2 separate regions of the Homo sapiens genome follow, and region 1 is linked to region 2. A link is an interaction called in ENCODE POLR2A ChIA-PET data of the cell type or tissue named here. Cell type or tissue: Panc1. All regions are shown on one strand. Each heading gives the region's core, and the rest is flanking DNA. Links, peaks and the distances in the headings are about the cores only. Region 1 overlaps TM4SF19 (transmembrane 4 L six family member 19). Region 2 overlaps WDR53 (WD repeat domain 53).

Evidence for each region. ChIA-PET counts read pairs that join two places held together with the same protein. Peaks named below come from ENCODE experiments on the same cell type or tissue, not always from the same donor. Only the 100,000 strongest peaks of a DNase experiment are listed, where the experiment ranks them.
Region 1: POLR2A ChIA-PET joins it to region 2 with 14 read pairs; 2 of 35 experiments call an interaction of 5 or more read pairs at or near these places.

The regions. Positions count from the first base shown.
Region 1 is chr3:196,331,506-196,334,421 of GRCh38, forward strand. All of the region lies in intron 1 of TM4SF19 (transmembrane 4 L six family member 19), which reads right to left. The region is part of intron 1 of TM4SF19-DYNLT2B (TM4SF19-DYNLT2B readthrough (NMD candidate)); the gene reads right to left. Among named protein-coding and RNA genes, the nearest start is that of TM4SF19, 5.4 kb to the right of the region's middle. In Panc1, for the core only: no CTCF peak of the experiment used is centred there; no DNase peak of the experiment used is centred there.
Region 2 is chr3:196,562,566-196,565,481 of GRCh38, forward strand. The region is part of intron 2 of WDR53 (WD repeat domain 53); the gene reads right to left. Among named protein-coding and RNA genes, the nearest start is that of WDR53, 4.5 kb to the right of the region's middle. RefSeq lists an enhancer at 561-1,760. In Panc1, for the core only: no CTCF peak of the experiment used is centred there; DNase peaks (open chromatin) are centred at 1,526 and 2,216; H3K27ac peaks cover 707 bases.

The DNA.
Region 1 (2,916 bases), core at 301-2,800, 230 kb before region 2:
AGCCGGGTGCAGTGGCTCACGCCTGTAATCCCAGCACTTTGGGAGGCCAAAGCCGGCAGATCACCTGAGGTCAGGAGTTCAAGACCAGCCTGGCCATCATGACGAAACCCCATCTCTACTAAAAATACAAAACTAGCCGGGCGTGGTGGCGCATGCCTGTAATCCCAGCTACTCGGAAGGCTGAGGCAGGAGAATCACTTGAACCCGGGAGGTGGAGGTTGCAGTGAGCCGAGATTACGCCACTGCACTCCAGCCTGGACAACAAGAGTGAAACTCCGTCTCAGAAGAAAAAAAAATGTAATAGAGGTGAGGTCTCCTTATGTGGCCCAGGCTGGTCTCAAACTCCTTGGCTCAAGGGCCCTCCCACTTCAGACACCTAAAGTGCTAGGATGACAGGCGTGAGCCACTGCACTTGGCCACTTGAGGCTCTTGACACGCCTATAACACACTGCTTTGCACCTAATCAGAAAATATGTGTATAGAGGCCAGGCACGGTGGCTCACGCCTGTAACCCCAGCACTTTGGGAGGCTGAGGTGGGTGGATCACGAGGTCAGGAGTTTCCGACCAACCTGGCCAACATGGTGAAACCCCGTCTCTACTAAAAATACAAAAAAATTAGCTGGGCATGGTGGCGGGTGCCTGTGGTCCCAGCTACTCGGGAGGCTGAGGCAGTAGAATGGCGTGAACCTGGGGGGCTGAGATCACGCCAGTGCACTCCAGCCTGGGCAAGAGAGTGAGATTCGGTCTCAAAAAAAAAAAATTAACTGCGTGGTGGTGTGCGCCTGTAATCCAAGCTACTCAGGAGCTTGAGGCAGGAGAATCGCTTGAGCCCGAGAGGCAGAGGTGGCAGTGAGCCCAGATCACGCCACTGCACTCCAGCCTGGGTGACAGAGCAAAAGAGAGAGAGAGAGAGGAGGGAGAGAGGGAGGGAGGGAGGGAGGAAGGAAGAAAGGAAAGGAAGGAAGGAAAGAGGAAGGGGAAGGGGAAGGGAAGAAAAAAAATATATATATATATAAAAGATATGGATCAGAGGCTCTATATATATGCACACACACATATATATCATATACATATAATGTATAATGTGCGTATATATGTGTGTACGTACACACACACACACACACAATAGTCCCCCATATCTGCAGGGGATATGTTCCAAGAGCTCCAGCGGATACCTGAAACCACAGATCATACCAAACTCTGTATATTCAGATGCTTCTCCACTTATGATGGGGTCGAACTCCTATAAACCCGTTGTAAGTCAAAATATCCTAAGTTCAAAAGGCATTTAATGCTGGCAACACAGTAGACTGTCCCTGACTCACAATGGTTCAACTTACAATTTTTTTTTTTTTTTTTTTTTTGAGACAGGGTCTTGCTCTGTCACCCAGGCTGGAGTGCAGTAGCACAATCATTGTTCACTGCAGCCCTGATCTGGGCTCAAGTGATCCTCCCACCTCAGTCTCTCGGATAGCTGAGACCGCAGGCATGCGCCACCATACCTGGCTAATGTTTTAGTTCTATAGAGACAGGGTCTCACTATGTTGCCCAAGCTGATCTCAAACTCCTGGCCTCAAGTGATCCTCTCACCTCCACCTCCCAAAATGTTGGGATTACAGGCGTAAGCCACCACGCCCAGTCCCAATTTACTTTTGACTTTGTGATGGTGCAAAAGCAATGAGTATTCAGTAGAAACCGTAATCCCATCATAAAGGGTAAGGAGTTCACTGATGATGGAGTTAGGTCCCTAGAAACCTGTCGTAAAGTTGGAAACTTAGAAGTCAAACCACTATAAGTAGAGGACTGTCTGTACTATGCTTTTTCCTATACATACATATCTGTAATAAAGTTTAATTTATAAATCAGGCATAGTAAGAAGTTCGCAACAATAATAATAAAATAGAACAGTTATAACAACATACTGTAATGAAAGTTATGTGAATGTGGTCTTTCTCATTGAAAATATTTTATGTAAGTTTTTTGAACTGCAGTTGACCACAGATAGCTAAAACTTTGGAAAGCAAAGCTTCAGTTAAGGGGGGATTACTTTACATCACACATAAATAATGAAATATTTCACAGCATGAAGAATTAAACATTGGGGGAGGGCCAGGGCTGAAAAACTATCTGTAGGTACCGCGCTCACTACCTGAGTGACGGGAATCACTCATACCCTAACCTCAACATCACACAATAGACACGGAACAAGCCTGTATATGTATCCCCGGATCTAAAATAAAAGTTGAAATTATATTTTTAAAATTTGCATTAAAGGCCAGGTGCAGTAGTTCACGCCTATAATCCCAGCACTGTGGGAGGCCGAGGCGGGTGGATCACTTGAGGTCAGGAGTTCAAGACAGCCTGGCCAACCTGGCGAAACCTCATCTCTACTAAAAATACAAAACTTAGCTGGGAATGGTGGTGTGCGCCTGTAATCCCAGCTACTCAGGAGGCTGAGGCAGAAGAATCACTTGAACCTGGGAGGCAGAGGTTGCAGTGAGCCAAGATCGCACCACTGCACTCCAGCCTGGACCACAGATCGAGACTCCGTCTCAAAAAAAAAAAATTGCATTAAAAAAGAATTAAACATAATGTGTAAAATATATTTGTAACTTGTGTGAGATAATTAACACCCATGTAAACACAACCAATATCAAACATACGTCATTACCCATCACATCACTGACACTCAGGTGTGCCCTCTCCAATCCTGCCTTCTTTCTGGATTCCTTCCTAGGAACTACTATCCTATATTTCATCTTCAACATATCCTTTTAAAAACAGTTTTACGACTTAGGAACTCAGAATTGTTTTAGAAACTTGTTTAGTCGGGTGTTTTCCATTTTTCAAGACTGTAGCTTTTCTTTTCTTTTTCTTTTTTTTTTTGAGATGGAGTCTTGCTCTGTCTCCCAGGC
Region 2 (2,916 bases), core at 115-2,614:
TGTGTTTTAGTAAGTCCTCCAGGTGATCCTGATGTACAGTGGAATTGCAGAATCTGTATTAAACTAATGACCACCTGGGGAAATGGTGAAAATGGCAGGCCCTTGGTCTCCCCACCAGACACTTATTCAGTAGGTTATCTAATTTTATCTCAAAACAACCCTTTTGATTGGTATTATTCCATTTTAGGGATAATAAAACCGAGTCTCAGAAATGTTAAATAATTTTCCCAAGGTCACTTGACTCTTAGGATTTGTAACAGATCCCAAATGTTTTGTTTTTGTTTTGAGACAGGGTTTTGCTCTGTCACCCAGGCTGCAGTGCAGTGGCACAATCGTGGCTCACTGCAGCCTTGACCTCCCAGGCCTAAGCAATCCTCCCACCTCAGTCTCCTGAGTAGCTCAGACCACTTATGTGCACCACCATGCCTGGCTAATTTTTATTTTATTAAATTTTTTTTTGCAAAGTCGGGGTCTCCCTATGTTGCCCAGGCTCCAAATATTTAAATAATGAAGGTCCTTTTCTAACAACTCCACCTGACAACAGTTTTGTTATTATTCTTTGAAGAAACAGAAAATGACCAAAAGTTACTAGTAAGTCATCAGTGCTTGAAAATGTACTCACATATGTTTAATCATATTATCATCTACCTGCACTTACACAACAGTGTAAAATTTAGATTTCTCATCCTCTAGGAATCCCAGATATACACACACTGGAAATGCCACATAATACCGGCCTGCCGTGCCCGCCTGCTGGTCAAGGCAAAAAGGAAATCAGGGCAATTTATACAACTCTAATCTTGGTCAAGACAAAAGGAAGCAAATAAATCTACCTGGACAAATTTAATTTTTCATTTCATAAGCGAAAGGAGAGCTTACCCGAGTGCCAGCCCCCAGAGCTGTTGTGCTATTTTCAGATAAGATACTTGAATTTAGCCCAGTGGTACAGAGATAAAATCATTTAAAATAATCTGGCAATCTGCCCAAAGTTTCCATTCCCAACACAAAGCTTTTTTTTTTTTTTGAGACGGAGTCTTGCTCTGTCGCCCAGGTTGGAGTGCAATGGCACAATCTCAGCTCTCTGCAACCTCTGCCTCCTATGTTTAAGCGATTCTCCTGCCTCAGCCTCCCAAGTAGCTGAGATTATAGACGCCTGCCACCACGCCAGGCTAACTTTTCCATTTTTAGTAGAGACAGGGTTTCACCATGTTGGCCAGGCTGGTCTTGAACTTCTGACCTTACATGATCCACCCACTTCAGCCTCCCAAAGTGCTGGGATTATAGGCGTGCGTCACCGCACCCAGCCTCCCCCTACTTTTAGTCACACATACGATCACTAATTAGACTGCAAAAAAATCACTGATCTATTAGTAATCAAGGTAACGGAAACGTGATCACAAAATCAAATACAGAAATGTTCATAAAAATAACAAAATAAAAAACAAAATTAAACTTTTGTTTTCAAGCAGAAGCACTCAACTAATATACAGAGGAAACTAACTGGAGACTGAAGCAATAATATTTAAAGGAGAGAATTGGAGAGGAAATGACTCAGAGGGAGGTAAAAACAGGGAGCCCTGGTGGTTTGATTTTTGCTGACAAGTACTGAAACAGCAGCAGGTAAATATGCCGTAACGAAGACTGTTGCCAAAAGTTCCAGATAAACCTAGATTTTAAACGAAAGGCACTGATAGTATTTAGGCTTAGGAACTGTAATACTGACTTACCTCATGATAAAGATGCTATCCTACAAATTTGAATTGAGTATTGAAAAGTCAATTTAAGTTACAAATAATTTTGTTTAACGATTTCAATTTTTTTTCTTTTTTCTTTTTTTTTTTTTTTTGAGACAGGGTCTTGCTCTGTCATGCAGGCCTTGACCTCCCCAGGCTCAAGTGATCCTCCCGCCTTAGCCTCCTGAGTAGCTGGAACTACAGGCTCTCACCACCAAACCCACCTAATTTTTTGTATTTTTTTTGTAGAGATGAGGTTTCCCCACATTCCCCAGGCTGTTCTTGAACTCCTGGGCTCAAGTGATCCTCCCGTCTCAGCCTCTCAAAGTGCTGGCATCACAGGCATGAGCCACTGCACCCAGCCAATGCTTTCAAATCTTTAGAATGTCGATCACTTTTTTGCCAAGTTATAGTTTTAATTTTGCTATGATGAATCAACTTTGAAGTCAGGAAGTCTGTACTCTAGAGCATTAAGATTTGCTGATATTTGTGTGCATACAGGTTTTGGATCCCAGCTGGGATTTTAGGTTTTCTCTGAAACAAGAATGAGGCAAGGTTTCTAGTGCTCCTGTTTCTCCATTACAAATCTACCCACAGGAGAGCCAAATAAATGCTGACTGACAGACAAAAGTTTTAGCAGGTTTTCTTCCTAATTTAATTCTTTTCTAGAAAAGATTAACTCAATCTTCAAGGTTCATTCAGTTAAGTTTTGCTCCGAAGTGTGAGAAGACAGGCAATAAACGAATTTTGTCCTTAAAGGGATTATTATAAAGACTACAGTTCCTATAAATTTTTCCACAGTGGAACCAGTAGTAACTCTTGTTCTATTAGTCTCACAAGACCCCAAGAACACTTTCATCTTATTAAACTCTACACACTAAACTCCTACTCTCTAAATCACATAGATAATATTTACTGATCATTTATCTAGTCAGAAAAATAAATAACTGTTACTGGGAATGTTAAAAAAAAAAAAAAGGCAGGGGCCAGGGGAGGCTGGGCGTGGTGGCTCACGCCTGCAATCCTAGCACTTTGGGAGGCTGAGGAGGGCGGATCACTTGAGGTCAGGAGTTCAAGACCACCCTGGCCAAGATGGAGAAACCCTGTCTCTACTAAAAATACAAAAATTAGCAGGGTGTGGTGGTACGTGCCTGTAATCCCAGCTACTCGGGAGGCTGAGGGC